Regions from separate parts of the Homo sapiens genome. Here all the other regions are linked to region 1. A link is a contact called in ENCODE Hi-C or POLR2A ChIA-PET data. All regions are on one chromosome and are shown on one strand. The core of a region is the stretch at or near the end of the contact, and the rest is flanking DNA. Distances in the headings are between cores, read along the strand shown. Region 1 holds the start of NIN (ninein). Region 2 holds the start of GNG2 (G protein subunit gamma 2). Region 3 holds the start of STYX (serine/threonine/tyrosine interacting protein).

Region 1 (3,521 bases), core at 497-2,996:
AAACATGTGTGTATGTTATGGTGTTTACGGGGACCTAACTGAGAAACGTCGTGGTTCCAGGGGCTTCCCTCATGTGTCAGGATGGACTTTATCAGGATTCTCATCCTACAAAGCTACCATGTCAGTCACAAAAGACAACTACGCAATCTGTTTCGATGTAATAAATTCAGGAGTTGAGCTGTATGGCAAGCCCATCTTAGAAGTCCTCAACACCAGGAGAGGATCTGTCCTAGTTAGGAGCAGAAAGCAGATCTCATAATATCCAAGTTGTCTGGAAACATGATATATGGTAGGGCAGTCTTTCCAGCTCCCATTTTGTTGGTGCCTTCACCTCGGGTTGTCAGGGCTGGGGTTAGGGAAATTGCCTCTTTCCGTCTCTATCTCTTTTAACTTCGCAGCGAGAGCTGGAAGCAGTGACTGTTCCCATCACCTAGTGTCCTTCTGTCAGGGGCCGCTTCGGTAGCTACAGAAGCCTAGCCGCTGGAAGCTTCCTTCCCCGACACTCCATACCTCCATGCCACACCTTTTAGGCAATAACCAAATGTCATTTTGTTCTTTCCCCTTCTCCTGGGCATTATACTGGGAAACTGTTTACGCGCATCGACCCCGCACACCTCCAAAAATCTCCACTTTCCGGGCTCCAAGCAGCTCTCCGCTACTCAGACAGCCCAGGCTAACACCTCGGATTTCCCCATGCAGTTTCCTCTGCAGCGTCTCAATCACAAGGCTGTACGGGCGGCACATGCCAACGGAACCACCACCCCTTCTGCTCCCTCGGGGACTCAAGCCTGCTCTCGGTCAAAGCACAGAAGCGGCTTTCAGCTCCGGGCAGGCGGCCGGGGCGTCGGGGGTACTGGAAGTGCCCAAACCCAGCGGTGCTGCCGCGCGGGGAAGCGGAGGTGCGGCCGCAGGACAAGCGCGCCTCCCAAGTCCCTGGCCACCTGCGATGCGTCCTCAACTCGCCTGCCCATCGCCACTACCAGAAACCTCAGACAGCCCATTGTGTGGGCAGGCAGCGCGCTCCCCCGGCCCCGCCGCCCTCGCCTACCTTCTGTCGGTCTCTCCGGAGCGCCCGCACAGCCGGCAGCCCGCCTCCAGCGCTCTGCAAAGCGAAGGAGGACGCTTTGTTAGGGCTGGAGAAACGGGACAATACTTCGCAGCCGGCGCAGCGGTTCCGGGCGGGCGTCCTTCAAAAGGACGCGAATGGGGACCCGCGTGAGCGTCATTTCCATATGTAAGGGGCCAGCTCTTACAAAAGCGCGGCTCTCGGGGGCCGCGGGCTGCAGCGCGCATCCTCCCCGCCCCCGCCGGCCCGCCCCCGCCCGCGCAGCCCGCGCCTCCGGGACCGGCCCCTCCTCCCGCCTCCGAAGCAGCCCCGTCCCCGCCTCGTCCTCCCGCCCGGCCGCTGCTTCCTCCCGGCCCGCAGGGATTGCGCCCCGCTGGCCCCGGACCCCAAATGGGAAGCCCCCGAGTGATCCGGTGCCCAGTTCGCTCCGGGCTCTCAGGGCCTCGCCGACGGCGCGGGGGCAGCGCGAGGCCTCCGTGCACCCCCAGGCCGTGGGTCCGGGTCCCCGGGGTTGCGCCACTTACTGCGTCCCGGGGCTCAGGCGCCCGGCGCCGCCGCGGGAACCATGGCCGCTGGCGCACTCCGGGCTTGGCGGCGGCAGCGGGACGGCCGCGCCCAGCGCGCTCGGCTCCCGGCTCGGCCGCGGCCACCCGGAGCTCTGGACGCCGGGGAGGAAGGGCCGGGCCCGCGCGGGGAGGAGGAGTCAGGGCGACGCCGGCCCCGGCGCGGCTCCTCCTCTGCGGCCCGCGCGGCTCAGGCAGCGGAGGGAGGAGCGGGCGGCGCCGCCTGAGCCCTCGCAGACGCGCCCTCCCGCTCCGAGCGCCCGCCTCCGAGATCTGAAGTTAGAAACGCCGGGGCTCCGGGTGCGGGTGTAGGAGGCTGGCGCCCCGAGGTCGCCACCGAGCTGGGGCTGGCGCTGCCACCCTCGCCCCTTGCCTGTCCGCCTCCCTTTCTTTCCCAACACGCCTACACTCACCCGCACCGCGGACACTCGGGCCGCAGCGTCTTCGCGCAGAGGAAGGGCCCCCGCCTTCAGCAAGCGGGACTTTAAGGGGGTGATTTCCCAGCCCTCGGGTGTCGATTGGCCATCAACATTGGAAAGGGTGTTCAGGAGGCAGAAGGGCTGTAGAAGTGACTCGGAACCCTGTAGAGCGAGCGCGACCCTCCTGCCGGGTCTACACTGGCTTCCGCACCTGCCCACCACGTCCTCACAGGCTCCCGCCCCTGTGCAGCCTTCTCCGGGTGAAGCTAACCCTCGGTCGCAAGCCACACAGGACGAAAACTCCTTGGAGTTGGTGGTTCCCAGCCCAACAGTTGCTCGATATTAATCGCCTCCTACCTACTACCCCAGAGTCTGCGTTCTCACTCCCCCATCCCTACACTTCTGATCTCATTGCAGTCAAATAGGATCCCAAGTCCAGGCCATGGTTCTTTTTGAGCTGCAGGGTTAAATGTGTTGCCCTTGAAGGATCCGCCTGATGGATTACAACCCACAAGTCTGGTTATTTTAGCAGGAAACTGGTGATTCCTTTTCTACCGAGAAAGCAAGCAACAGACAAGAGGAAACCAGCATTCCTTGAGAATCCAGTGCGCTAGAAACTCGACAGAAATTATCTTATCTAATTCTCACATCACTCTTAGGAGGCAGACATTATTTTGCAGATGAGGAAAATGGATCTCCCAGAAGTCAAAGAGCTTCCTCAGGATCACACAGCAGGAACTCCACAGAACTGAGATTCAAAAGCAGATCACATATGTGGCAAAATTGCATAGAACTGAATATACACTCACAAATGAGAGCACGTGAAACTCATGAAATTTGAATAAGACATTTGGACTACACTAATGTCCATTTACTGATTGTAATATTGTTCTACAGTTATGCAAAATGTTACCATTGAGAAAAATTAAGTGAAGCGTCTATAGGGAATCTCTCTATTATTCCTTACAACTTCAAGCGAATTTACAGTTACCTCAAAAAATTTTTTTAAAAATTTTAAACATCTCAGTCTTATTCAAAAGCCCAGGCTCTCTTCTTTCAACACGGTATATAAGCGTGCCTGCAGAATAAGAGAGATTTATGCTCCTCTCTCCTTTTTAAACAGTCTTGAATAAGTACACATACACACACAAACACACACTCATACACTGTATGCATGGTTGTTCAGTCATCCAGTAATATGATACAACACACACACACACACACGCAGTTCATTAAGAGGATAGCTAACCTGTTACCAGAATACTTACATAGAGGTCATCTTGTAAGACAGACAATAATGCTCACTGGGCACTAAAACAGCCAACAGTCTTGGAAGGTAAGAATGAAGAGGTGTCTTTCTTGTTTCACCTAATCTCTGCCATGGAAGCCTCATCCTACTGGTTACCTCTCCAAGCATCGCTTTTTAACCTGCAAGAATCCTTAAGGATGATATTGATCATTAGTTTAAAACAG
Region 2 (3,596 bases), core at 219-2,718, 1.0 Mb after region 1:
GTTGGGGAATTAACTGTTTCCTGGCAAGATTAGCTTTCCAGGCACTGATTCCTGAGAAGAGGTGTTTTTTGTTGTTGTTGTTTTTGTTTTTAACTCCATAATGTTGCCTGGACACTAGAACAGGATTCCCCTTCCCCCATCTCATGTTTAATCTGTAGCTTCCCCAAAGTACCTTGTGTTAGTACTAGGGGGAGAATGACTCACACGTTGAATAAATTGTTATTAAAGCATCTGGGCTCAATTGTGAACATACTAATAGTGAGGAATTGGAAAACCAAGTACTGGTGAGGGTTCGGCTGCTGACTGGCGAAATCACTTGCTGAATGTGAGGCCCAACATCCTCTAAAAATAATAAGAGTTAATATGTGCCGAATACGTCCTATATCCCCAGAACTATTATTAGCACCTTGTATACCATCTCATTTAATCCTCATATTTCCAATGTAGAGCATGACTATCATCAACTATGTTTTGCAGATGAGGAAACTGAGGCACATAGATGTTAAATAATTTGCCCAAGTTCATACAGTCATTAATGGCAATTTGGATTGAAATTCTGGCAGACAGAGACAGCTTGCAGGCTCTACCCTGGTGGGTTCTACGATATTACCTCCTAAGATGAAGGGAAGGGACTGGAGGATCATGAGGGTCCTTCAGCCCTACTAGTGTGTGTGGAATGGGGAGAGGAGTATTCAGTTTCTCTGTTGGGAATGTGCAGCATTCAGCACCACCTCATTCCTTCCCATCTATGAGAATCTTTTGGGAATAGTCCTCACTATTAGGCCTATAGGTAGCATTGCCAACTTGGTTTAGTTCCCGTGCCCCATAAGAATACTTATCAGGGCCATTCTTTTCTGAGCATGTGGGTTAAGTAAGATCTCAGTGGTAGTGGGACCTTGGAGAAATGAAGCCTCTGAAATGTTGGCCACAGAGAAAAATGCTGCAGTGAGAAGCTGCAAGCTGCAAGCTGCAAGCTCCCAGCTAGCTGGCTTGATGGGGACCACAGTAAATCAGGAGGAACAGTGGAGGCTGGTGTGGGATCTCGGGGGCCAGAACCTGGCCAGGGGATGTTGACCCAAAAAAAAACAGCAGCAGCAGTAGAAACAACAACAGCAAGAACAACAATAGCAACAAGCCAGGTTCAGGCTAAAAAAGCAGGCAGTGTGCCAGGAAGGGGGCCGACTGAGCAGTGTGTGGAAGCTGTCGTGGAGGTGACCGTGGGGGGATGAGAAAAGGGGAAGGAAGGAACAGACAGCACCAGAGGGACTTGAACAAAGGGAGAAGGGGGATTAAAGTCAAATCACTGTCAGCAGCCCAGGAGCAGACAAAACCACCAGAGTAAGCCCTGAAATGGAAATGAGAGGGAAAAGAAGCAAGCCGCTAACAGCTACCAAGAAGAGGAGGAAGTGGGAGATGCGCTGCTTCCTGTAGAAAGAACGTTGATTGAAGACAAAGCTGGGTGGGGACTAGTCCCTGGGCTGCAGCCGCTGCTACACATACTCACAACGCTGCCGCCGCGCTCCGTGGGCAACTCCTACTACTGCTGGGCTGGGCTGGGCTGGGCTGGGCTGCGCCGGAGCTCGCCTGCACAGATCAGCTCCGGAGAGGGGAAAACCACGCTCCTCGGACCAAGCCTCGGGAGCTAAGGTAAATGAAACGTTTTCCATGTTGCTCGTTTTTAATTGAGAAAAACGACCGTCGCTTGTGGTTTTAAGGTCCGATTTCTAAGGGATGATAGAGACATCGCTTCAGGACTAGGGGAAATGATTAGATTCTTTTGGAAGGGTCTTTGAGAATAACCACATTTATGACACATTTGATTTAAAAAAACCTCATCATCAGTGCTTAGATTTGATGACTAAACAGGCCAACATGCTAAATACAAGAAGCTGTTTGTATAGTTCTCTCGGAGGAAAACCAGGGCTGAGTCGAAATCCATCTGGGGCTGTGAAGCTGTGGTCTGGTCATCGGAGCCCGGCAGTCCCCTTGTTTTAGGGGAGTGAGTGGTGTAAAATATTAATTGCATTCTCTTTCTTACACATTGCACTGGGATATCTTCTGTTTTGCAAAAATAATGGCTGTGATTTGGCTTTTGGGGGAGTTAAATTCTTTTGTACTTAGATTTTGCCAACAAAGGCTTGAATTGCGTATGTGAGGGGCAGTATTTACCATTAAAAAACAGTGTCTTCCTCCCTCAGCTTGTGCAGCTGCTTTCAGGATAACCTCAGACACAGCTATCATTTGCCAGTAGGTCTTATCCTAAAGTTGCATCCTTGTTCAAAGGAGCGTGGCGGGTTTAAGGCCAGTAACTTGTCCAGAATCAGATACTAGCATATGCATGGATTTTATGTTTATATGCATTTTATTCACCTCTAGGTCAAGGTGCATGTTAGCCTCGGTGAGGGACAAAATAAAAAAGTGCAGCTGGGTTGTTTCCTTACGCGAATATCTGGTAGATAGACTGAAGTAGTAAAACCAGAACATGATTTTTATTCTTTGATTTTCTTGAGCAAAGGATGTTCTTAATGAGAGCCTGGGTCTATGACTTGTTCATATTTATGAATGATATGTAAAAGTACACTAAATAGGTCTAGCAGATGAGAACTGAGATTGTGAGATTCCTCTGACAGGATATATTAGGGAGTTTAATACCCTCATGCAGCACGATTTAAAGAATTAAGCTTTTTTAATCTTCAACAGAAAGTACAGTTAAGCAGTAAGTAGTCATTGATAAAAGGGTTTTTCTTCTAGAGTTTCTATAATGAAAGGAGATAATTTTTCAAAAGAAAGAGAAAAAACTGCTTATAGTGGAGTAAAAATTTAAAAAAAGTCAATATTTTGACACTCACAGATTCTTGAAACATAGGTTCTTAGATACCAAATATGCTAGTTGAGAGTGTATGTATGTATATGCCTCCTCCTTTATCATCGTTCTCACTTGTTAAGAGCTATAGGGCTATTTTTAATGCTATCTTTATGAAATCGATATGGCTTCTCAAAATCTGTGGAGTAGCAGCACATTTTGAGAGATGGGAAGCTTTTATAGCTACTAAAGAAAAAAAAAGTCTATTTCTCAGAGGTTTTTTGCTCATTAAAGTAAACCTGCACCATGCCTAAGAGACAAAGTACTGCTAGTATTGAAACCATGGAACTCCTTGAAGGATTCACTGAATTTAATCAAACTTGTGGGCAAAACAAGTCGTGACATGGATTTTGCAGTTCCACTTCCTATTTGCATCTTAAAGGGAAGTATGTAAAGATCATCTTCTTAGAGAAGAGACCTAGGATAGATCTTCGATCCAGAATGACCCAGTGGAGTTCTAGAATCAAGCTGTGCATCATGAAATGAAGTAAAAAGTTGGCAACCTGAGCTGCATGGATAAGGACAGGCTTACCCTTTGGTACTTACTCCTCTGCAGGCTGTATTCACTAGATAATGCCAACACCCTACTTTGTTTGGGGAGGCACAGACAATCTGCATTAGTCTTCTGTGTGTGTTTCACACATGAGTAAGAAAATGAAACCTTGCCCGACGGGCATAGTAGAGTCAAGAGGGCCTTGCTATCTTTCTGAAAACAACTAAGAGGTGCCTATTT
Region 3 (3,779 bases), core at 1,232-3,731, 1.9 Mb after region 1:
ATAATGTATGTATTGGTAATGATGTCATTAAAAGTATATGAATAAAAATATGAGTAACATCATAAAAATTAGTAATTCAACTTTTAAGATACAGAAGAAATTTGTATGTTTGTTAAAGTTGCATTTATTGCAGCAAGTTACAAAGGGAAAGTGTTGAAGCTTTTCATATTTGCTGCGTGAGCATTTTGTAAAATATTGAAAGTGGTTTGAGATAGTGGTATAAGAAAGCATTTCTTATGACTTATTTTGTATCATTTGTTTTCCTCATCTAAAAAGTTGAATAAAATCTGTTTGATTCAGTTCTCCTACATATATATTCTTGTCTTTTCTGAGTATATTTACTGTGGTCCTTTAGGTTCTTTAGCAAGTAAACTATTTGATAACCCAGATGGATTGTGGATTTTTGAATATTATTTTAAAATAGTACACATACTTAATGTTCATAAGATCATCTTCTTAAATAAAACATGGATGTGTGGGTATGTCTGTACTCCTCCTTTCAGAAAGTGTTTACATATTCTTCATCTACTGTGATTAAGCTCATTGTTGGTTAATTGAAAATATACATGCACATCCATAACTTTTTAAAGAGTATGATTCAACGTAATATTTGCTAATATGTGACTGGGTTTTCTTGGTTTATGTAAGACGATAGGTCCCTGTTGAGGATGTGGAGGTCTGGACCCTCTTCCAGGAAAAATTCTAACATACAATTTTGCGTATACTATAATTTCAGGAAATTTATTGTTTCCCAAGCTCATCCAAGGACTCTTTAGGTATGTATGGATACCTGGCTAAGAGTGTATGATGTAGGGGATGTAGGAGTGTCAGAAATGTTCAAAACATGATTTCTGTTACCTATACATGATTCTTATATCATCTGGCAATAAAAGCTATAACAAAGTACACAAAGGAATCATCATTGGGCATCAATAATTATTAAAGATGCTGGTGAAAAGAAAAGACAACTTCAGTTTCATAAACACTAAAGAACCAAAAATACATGACCTAGCTAATTATACAATAATTCTTCAAATTAAAAACTTCCTAGCAGGATATTATGTGCCTTTTTATAATTTTAGAAGATGAACAGTTAAAATAGAAAATGGAGTGGTCAAGTTAGCCATCTCATACTCAAATTATTGTACAGTTCTATTTCTATGTGTTGGCAGTGCATTTTATGTGACAAAAAGTAGAATGTAGGGGGAGGTTTAAGTCAAATATCTATGTGATCTTTTCACTTATAATTTGCATTTAGTTAAGGAGTGACTATCTTGCCTTTTACCTTTGTGCTGGCGGTGGTTTTTTAAAGAATCAATTTGGTGTACAAATCCTTTCTTTCTTTTTTTATTTTTGATTTTTTTTGAGATGGAGTTTCGCTCTTGTTGCCCAGGCTGTAGTGCCATTGCACTATCTCAGCTCATTGCAACCTCCGCCTCCCGGATTTAAGCGGTTCTCCTGCCTCAGCCTTCTAAGTAGCTGCGATTACTGGCATGCGCCACCACACCCAGCTAATTTTTGTATTTTTAGTAGAGACGGGGTTTCTCCATGTTGGTCAGGCTGGTCTCAAACTCCCGACCTCAGGTGATCCACACGCCTCAGCCGCCCAAAGTGCTGGGATTACAGGCGTGAGCCTCCGCGCCCGGCCCAAATCTTTTCACCATGGGTTTACAGGCATAACGCCACCACACCCAGGGAATTTTAAAATTGTTTTTTAGAGAGGGGGGTCTTACTATTTTGCTCAGGCTGGCAAACTCCTTTTAAAAGATATTGAAAGCCATCTGGTTTATTATTTTTATTTCAAAATATAATAATGGAAGAAATTTTACAGTATTATATACAATTTACTGAGTCAGCTATCAGTTCCTTTTTCTGATTTTTTTCTAGTTGCCATTCTTGATATTTTCTAGGTAATCTAAACTGAGTTGTATTTTCAAGTACTCTTAAAATACTTTAAAAAATTTTAAATTGAGCCGTTTAATTCTTTGCTTAAAGGTGATGGGTATTTTATTTTCTGTATGGCACCACGTGATTTTAAATTGAACTCTTCATTTATTAGTCATTTGGTTATAAACTCAGCATAGATTGCGCAGAATTTTGAGAGGGGAGAAACTATAGCTTTCCTTTCGGATGCCACTGGTGGGTAGCCTGTTTTGCCTGTTTGTTCTTATGTTAAAGAAGGGCTCTACGTCCTGTCTGGAAAGGGCGGAGCTGGCTCGGACCGCCCCACTGCCTTTCCCAGGACCTTCACTCGTCCTGTCCCACCGCAGCCCCGCCTCCTCCACGCCGGGTGAGCTGTGGCCTAGCAGCATCCGAGGCTCCGCCCCCCCCACCCCCAAGCGTCTGCGCTCTAGCGAAGGGGCGGAGCAGGGCGGTGGCGCGCTGACACCTGGCGGCGGCGGAGGGCGGGCAGAAGGCGAGCGTGGGCTGGGATTGGCTGAGGCGACGCGGGTGGAGGGGGCGGGAAGGAGGCGGGGAGACGGTTGTCGGGCTGGTTCCTGTGCTGGATCCTGGGCGGCCTGAGGGGTACGGAGACTCTGGGGGAGGGAGACGGCAGCGGCATGGCGGCCGGGTGTAAGACGCCCGACCCTCCTCTTCCCTGTCTTCGCCGCCGCCGCTGCTGGAGTCACTGGGACCCTGTAGTCTGCGTGTGTTAGTTGTAATCCCGCCGCCCTCCTGTCAGCCCTCCGCTCCGCCGGCCCTCCTTCCTTCCGCCGCCGCAGCCAGCCCGAGGGTCGGCCGGCTGTGTAACACTCTCCCACCCCACCCACCAGCCCGCGGGCCAGCACCATGGAGGACGTGAAGCTGGAGTTCCCTTCCCTTCCACAGTGCAAGGAAGACGCCGAGGTGAGTCGCTCCCGTGGCTGCCACGCACAGGCCTCTCCCTGTGGCTCCGGCCGAGGGGCGACCCCAGTCCCCAACCGTCTTAGCCGCCACCTGTACGGGCGCCCTGCCTCCTAAGGGCGTCCCGGGACCTCTGAAGCCGAGCGGTCGGCTCCAATCCCCACTGAGTTGCTCGTCCTCTCCAGACCCCGCGGAGGGGCAGCGTCTGGTGTACTTACATTTGAGAAGAGGAAAAGCAATCCCTTAGTCCCTAGGCTTGGCATCCAGGACTGACCTGGAGTAAGGTTCCTCTTTTATTGTCAAAGTAACAAGAGAGCGAAGTTGGTTTAGTCTCCTTTTGAGGAATATCTGTGGTGTAAACGATTCACTTGTGGGACACATGGCCCCACATGTGAAATAGACTCGGCGCCTGAAGTTTGGAAGCGCGCCTTCGAAAAGTTTCCCAAAGTTTTTTGTTTGTTTTTAGACAAAGCTATGACCCGCACAACAAAGTGTCTCAAAGCTAGCTCATCTTAATCTGAGAACTCTTAATCAGAAATCTTGACCTTTGGAGGAAAATTAATATTGAAAGTAAAATACTATATACCTTTTCTCCTGGTTTCTAATTTGTGGCTATTTTTACTCCACCTTAGATCCCTGCCTGCTGTTTCTACTCGGATTTTTTTTCATCTGTTGCTAGTTTAACATTTTACGGCATTGCAGACTACTAAATTAGAATTTTCTGGAGGCTAAATTAACAAGACGAAGATACTCAGCTATACTTTAGTAGGATTAAGAAAGAAAATCTAACATCGCTAGTTAAAAATACCTTTAAAGTAGTTGGGAAAAATAAAGCCCTATTTTTAGGAGACCATTCAATTTATTCCGAATATTTATTCTATTGAATATCTTCATTGGAGGTTCACTTTTTTTTTTTTTTTTTTTTTGAGACGGAG

Evidence for each region. Hi-C counts contacts between places; a loop is a spot of excess contacts on that map. ChIA-PET counts read pairs that join two places held with the same protein, here RNA polymerase II (POLR2A). Pooled maps may share reads with other maps.
Region 2: a loop to region 1 is called in a map of CD8-positive, alpha-beta T cell, with 2.8 times the contacts of the local background. The contact joins the promoter of GNG2 here to the promoter of NIN in region 1. A Hi-C loop is called at or near these places in 1 of 168 maps with a recorded cell type or tissue (CD8-positive, alpha-beta T cell), 13 of 37 single-sample maps with no recorded cell type and 10 of 50 pooled maps. POLR2A ChIA-PET finds 5 or more read pairs at or near these places in 2 of 52 experiments (BJ and activated CD4-positive, alpha-beta memory T cell).
Region 3: a loop to region 1 is called in a pooled map, with 4 times the contacts of the local background. The contact joins the promoter of STYX here to the promoter of NIN in region 1. A Hi-C loop is called at or near these places in 1 of 37 single-sample maps with no recorded cell type and 5 of 50 pooled maps. POLR2A ChIA-PET finds 5 or more read pairs at or near these places in 1 of 52 experiments (activated CD4-positive, alpha-beta T cell).

Annotation. Positions count from the first base shown.
Region 1 is chr14:50,829,416-50,832,936 of GRCh38, forward strand. NIN (ninein) reads right to left here and starts at 1,747. Exons shown (of 31, transcript NM_020921.4): 1 at 1,591-1,747; 2 at 1,049-1,102. RefSeq lists an enhancer at 429-478 and silencers at 1,049-1,168, 1,189-1,238, 1,309-1,588, 1,639-2,088.
Region 2 is chr14:51,859,144-51,862,739 of GRCh38, forward strand. GNG2 (G protein subunit gamma 2) reads left to right here and starts at 1,469. Exons shown (of 4, transcript NM_053064.5): 1 at 1,469-1,647. RefSeq lists a silencer at 956-1,035 and enhancers at 1,088-1,589, 1,376-1,585.
Region 3 is chr14:52,727,685-52,731,463 of GRCh38, forward strand. STYX (serine/threonine/tyrosine interacting protein) reads left to right here and starts at 2,482. Exons shown (of 11, transcript NM_145251.4): 1 at 2,482-2,847. The coding sequence starts at 2,791. It overlaps PSMC6 (proteasome 26S subunit, ATPase 6), which reads left to right. Exons shown (of 14, transcript NM_002806.5): 14 at 1-906. RefSeq lists silencers at 2,167-2,626, 2,697-2,776.